Regions from separate parts of the Homo sapiens genome. Here region 1 is linked to region 2. A link is a loop called in an ENCODE intact Hi-C map of the cell type or tissue named here. Cell type or tissue: stomach. All regions are shown on one strand. Each heading gives the region's core, and the rest is flanking DNA. Links, peaks and the distances in the headings are about the cores only.

Region 1 (2,923 bases), core at 197-2,696, 63 kb before region 2:
TGTTATTAGGACCCTTGGGAAACCCCTGAAAGGGCTTTGAGCAAGTCCAGAATCCTCAGATCACTGTCTGAGAATCCCTGCCCTATAGCCACTTCATTATGTACTAGGGCCAGTGAAATAACTGAATCTTTGATTAGAAAGGACATTACAGGTCATTTAGTCCAATCCTCCATCTGATGAAACAAAATCCCACCAAATCCTGCCTAAGCTCCCCATTTTGCAAGGACAGGGGCCACTCCAGGTTTAAAAAGGACTTTAAATGGATAGAAAAACACTTATTATGTTGAGAAGAAACTTTTCTCTCTGTAGTTTCCCACTTTGGTCTTAACTCTGCATAGAATGAGTCCAATTCTTTTTCAACACGTTCAAAATATTTGAAAACAACTCCCTTGTCATTCCTTGAGTGCTGTCATTTTCTCTAAGCTAAAGGCTTCTTTATGTTTAAGAACTTGGGACACCTTCTGCTGCTTTCAGTGTACTTCGGCCCAGATTTATATCTTCTGATCGAGATCTTCAAAAGCCAATCTGAGCTCATATAATGTTGCCAGTACCCTCTAAGACAGGTTTGCTCACAGCTCATTCTGTATTTAGCTTGGATCAATGCTACAAATGCTTAACATTCACAGACAGAGGAGAAGCATATTCTTAAAGGCTTCTAATTTCTGTGTGGGCATGACTTTGAATCCTTGTTTCCTTTTCCACTGTCTTCTCTCCTATTTTCCTGGTCCAGGCCCTGATTTATCCAGGGCATCATTTCATTTGCCCCTTCTCTTTCAATCCTATAAGAAAGGCAGTGCTATCTGTGCAGAGCTTTAAAGTGTGCAAACAGCGTTACAAACACCACTTCATTTGATTAGCACAGAAATTCTGTACACAGAATGCACTGATACAAATAGCAAAAGAAAGCACAGAAGAAGCTTCCATGAACTTGATCTTATGGATTACCATTTTAATACTTCACGCCTGGGATCCTGTAACCTGCTTTGCCGGCTGCCCAGCTTTCAGTGTCTCCCTATTCTAAAGCACTTTACATATTGATGCTAAAATCATCTTCCTTCCCTGCTGATCTGAACATGCCACCATCTGGTGTCCATTTATAGCCTCCCATCACCCATGGGATAATGTACTTTCCTACAACCTCAGAGACTCTGCATCTGCTGAGACCTCTGTCTTGCTTTCCTTAACTTAGGATTGCAGTGTTTAGCTAATCATGATTTTGTTCATTCATTTGTTCATCCATCCAGCATTCATTCATGCGTGCATTTATTTGCTTATAATCTAGTACATGGTAGCCACTGTATTAGATGCGAGAGGAGAATATAAAAAAGAATAATTTCTGCCCTCAAAGGGTTTATAATCTTGCATAGCTGAGATGGGCCAATCTGACTTAATTCAAATGCAGAGATAGACTATGATAACACGGGTGGTAAATGTGGAATCATAATTTTAGGTAAATGCTGAGGTTTACCAAGGAAGGATTAATCCCAAATGGAAAGAACAGAGAGGGCTTCTAGGAGGAGCTACTGTTTGACCTGTGTAAAGATGAGTAGATTTCCACAAGCAAAGAAGGGACACCATTGTCTTGGCTTTCTTGCTGTCTGTTGGTTAAGTTAGTTCTCTTATCACCCTTTTCCTCTGTCTTCTTGGGCATTCAACCACATAGATTTTTTTTTTTTTTTTTCAAAAATGTCCTAAGTACTAAAGGGCCTGGTGAATTTGCACAACTGACTTTAAAAAAGAAATTTCCAGGATGGTGGTAGTAAACAGCATATGAAATGGCATGAACAGACAGACTTTTTTTCAAGATTATTAGTGAATGAATAGAAGATGAACTTATAGGGAGGAGCCCCCATCTGGCACCCATGCCTATCAGCCACTGTCTCTGGCTGGAGCCACCAATGCAAATAATATAAAGAAGGTTTATCATCCCCAAGGGGGATATTTGCATGATGCATAGTGCGTGATGTACTACAAAAATAATAGCACAGTGTCACACAGGTTTGTCATGAACAGTCTGATAGCAGATAGTTACATTTATGATTCTTGAAAACGGAAATAAAATGAATAAGGCTTAACATTTTTAGGTTGGAAACATGTTTCCTTATTTTGCTACATTTCTCTCAATTGCATATTCATTCCATAAGATAACATAAAAATAGAGTTAGTATCAAGTACTCAAACCGTTCTGTCTGGCATTCTCAGCAGAGGCAGCACGGGAAGACTTGGGTTTCTCCTGCAAGGATCTGCTTTTTGTTCTCTTAAAATTAAATGAGAGAAGCCACAAAAATTAAATGAGAGAAGCCATAAGAGTCACTGCCTGAAATTCCATACAAATGGAGATGGAAAGTCACCTGCAGCATGTTCTTCAAGCTTAGCAAAGACAGAGTGTCCCTGCTACTCCTCTATTCCCTGAGCACCCTGGTCTAGCTCCACTGTTTACCATCATGATTTTGAACACTGGCATCTCTCTCTCTCCAGTCCTTTCTCTTCAGTTCTAGCTCACCTCCTCTTCTTGCTGGTTGAAGTTTCATCTGGGCACCCTTTAGTTTAGTTGGTATAACTGCTATATATATATATATATACACATATATATATATACACACACACACATATACACATATATATACATATTTATATATACATATTTATATATATACATATATACATATTTATATATATACATATATACATATTTTTATATATATACACATGTGTGTGTGTGTGTGTGTGTGTATGTGTGTGTGTGTGTGTGTATATATATATATATATATATATATATATATATATATATATATATATATATATATAAAACTAAACCCTCAAAAACCAGCTTAGCCCTTGGGAAGGTTGTGCTCATATTTAATCCATTTTGGTGATTACATTCTGGAGGGTTGGCAGGGTTGAATAGAGAGACAAAATTATA
Region 2 (2,923 bases), core at 116-2,615:
GGGTGAGGAATGATGAAATAACAGCGTAGGAAAAGGCAGTCTAATTATTCCCTTGGGACTGGTAAGATGCTTCTAACACTACCTTGTTTGGGCCTTTAGGCTGTGAGGGAACTTGACTATTTCAATTCAGCTGTGGTTATAGCAGCTCCCAGCTTGCCAGGGGTGGGAGTGGGTAGGGCTTTGAATAGACAGTCTGTAAAGCTTGAATGCATAAAACTGTATCCTACCACTTACACAATAGTTAACATTTATGCTGTGATTAAGATAGAGAGGACTGCTAAAATTTAACTCATATTGCACTCAAATATGGAAAGAAAATGTAGCTTCTTTGTTTTTCTCTAAGTGATCTGATGTTTGTCTACATGAACTGCCATCCTGCAGAATGACCAAAAAAAAAAAAGGCGGGGGTGGGGTGGGGGGAAGAAGCACCCTTTAGTAAAGTTATTCTAATACAGGAATTTAAAAAGTCTCTCTAGTTAACTTTTTAGTGTCTTTTAGTAAAAGAGCCCAGTCTCTGTATTTCTCCCTGTTTCTCAAGGTAGCCTCTGGGTACATGGCGAGTGGTCTGGGCGCCTTGACCTTGGCAGAGGAGGACAGGGGAGGCTCTCCTGTCAGAGTAGGCATTTTTTCATCCTCACTGGTCTTGCGAGTGGATAGGCAGCCAGCTCCTTTGTGCCCCTGAGATATAACTGTTCTTGGCATTCTTTTGGCATCTGCTGTTGGAGCATGAGGCTGGTGTAAGTTGGGTGTCAGCTTGATTAATGCTGGTGGTCCTGCCTGGCTGATTGGCCTTCCTAGATGTCTGTTGGCATTGCTGACACTCCTAAGGTCTGGCTGTGGCTCCCATATACACCCTGTTCAGCCACATGGCTTCTGCTGAAACAGCCCCCTCTCTGTCCTGACTGGCTAATATTACTGTGATAGAAAGATTTTACCAAACATGCTGCCTGTCGCCACTTGGCTGACACTTCTGAAAAGTCCACAAATTTAGCTTCATACATATTTGTATCCAAAAGGGATTACAAGATCGTGGAATTTGCTTCTCTTAATGTTTAGGTGAGGAAGATGAACAGGGAGCAGAGGGTCTGGGAAAAGACAACCACTTGTCACCAGCACTCTGTGGAGCGACTTACTTACCAGGCATCTACTGATCTTAAGCTTCCGTGTTTGGCCTTGTGAGGGATATGACGATATGTAAATAATGTAAGGCCTTCAGCGACTAACAGGGGTTGAGCTCAGTTCATACAGATAACAAGCTGGCAAGTCGTGTGCCACAAGTGATACCTGGGAGCTTATCACAAAGGTTCTGAAGCTGTGGGAAAAAAACCAAAATTATTTCCTGAGAAATGAAAATATGTCATACAGTTCATTTCTAAATTCATAAAAAAATCTGTAATTACTGTGTGGAATATTCAGCTCTTCCCAACTATTGAAAATTAGTTTTTGTTATAGGTTATTCCTGTCTTTTGTGTTTTCTACATTTTCATTATCTTATTACATTTAACAATAGAACTGAAATGCATATTTTCGGCCTATCTACTCTTAATTTTTTTTTTTTTTTTTTTTTTGAGACAGAGTCTCACTCTGCCACCCAGACTGGAGTGCAGTGGCACGATCTCGGCTTACTGCAAGCTCCGCCTCCCGGGTTCACGCCATTCTCCTGCCGCAGCCTCTCAAGTAGCTGGGACTACAGGCGCCCGCCACCACGCCCAGCTAATTTTTTGTATTTTTAGTAGAGATGGGGTTTCACTGTGTTAGCCAGGATGGTCTCGATCTCCTGACCTTGTGATCCACCCGCCTTGGCCTCCCAAAGTTCGGAGATTACAGGCGTGAGCCACCACGCCTGGCCCTACTCTTAATTTTTTTGCTGCAAACCTTGACTTTTTGGCCTCTTGTTTATGAGACGTTAACTATGGCAAGATAATAACGAATTCCACTGAAGAGTCTTATGAAGAATAATCTATTGATGGAGCTACAGGTTCAGGCCAAGATGGAGCAAGTCTACTACAGCCTATCTCTTGTATTGATTACAGCTGAAACCTCTAGATAAAATACAAACAATAACTACCCGAGGCCCCTCAAAAGTAAACAAAAGCAGGCAAATTATGGAACGAAGTGAAACTTTGGAGAAGTGACCTACACAGGTGTGAGTTTTCCCTTTCCGTTTCTTTTATTTCCCAGCGTTGCCTCAAAGGCAGGCCTCAGATGTAGACAGGGAGATCAGTGGTGGCACAGTTGTCAAAATCTATAGTAGAAACCCCATCTTTCTGGCAAGAAGAATCAGGAAAATGGGTCCCTGTAGTTTTGAAGAGTGTGATGGGGTGGGGTGGATGGAGAAATCCTTGTCTTGATTCTCCTTTTTTCTTACAGGTTTGTCCCAGGTTCAGAGCTCTGTGGTGGTGGCAGTGCAGGCAGATGATAGACAAGGAGTGTTTGGTTTTGGTCAGAACTGGGCAGAGGAGCCCCAGCTAGTCTGAGAGTGTAGGGGAATCCAGGAGAGGGTAAACCTAGGGAAGGGTTTCATTAATTTTGTGTATGAACTACACAAATGTGAGTTTCCTGAGCTGGACATCTGCGGGACAGACCCAAGGTACCATAGAAAAGGCATTGAAAACTGAACTGCAGCTGGAATCATTGAGGCTGTATAGCATTATGTTCAAAATGGCCAGGATATAATACAGAATTACTTGACACAAAATAATCAGGAAAATATGACCATTTGTCAAAGGAAAAGCAATTAATGTCTACCCTGAGATGACTCAGATATTGAAATTATTAAAGACTTGATAACAGCTATTTTAACTATGCCCCATTAGGTAAACAAGTTTCAAATGAATAGAGGGATAGAAGTTGTTAGTCAAGAAATAGAAAACAAACAATAAAAAAAGAACCAAATGTAGTTTTAGAACTGAAAAACATACTT

What was found. Hi-C counts contacts between places; a loop is a spot of excess contacts. Peaks named below come from ENCODE experiments on the same cell type or tissue, not always from the same donor. Only the 100,000 strongest peaks of a DNase experiment are listed, where the experiment ranks them.
Region 1: it touches region 2 in a loop (4-fold over the local background); 3 of 110 quality-filtered maps call a loop at or near these places.

Annotation. Positions count from the first base shown.
Region 1 is chr7:22,363,227-22,366,149 of GRCh38, reverse strand. No RefSeq gene overlaps it. Among named protein-coding and RNA genes, the nearest start is that of RAPGEF5, 7.5 kb to the right of the region's middle. In stomach, for the core only: no CTCF peak of the experiment used is centred there; no DNase peak of the experiment used is centred there.
Region 2 is chr7:22,300,260-22,303,182 of GRCh38, reverse strand. All of the region lies in intron 5 of RAPGEF5 (Rap guanine nucleotide exchange factor 5), which reads left to right. Among named protein-coding and RNA genes, the nearest start is that of RAPGEF5, 55 kb to the left of the region's middle. In stomach, for the core only: no CTCF peak of the experiment used is centred there; a DNase peak (open chromatin) is centred at 1,212; H3K27ac peaks cover 568 bases.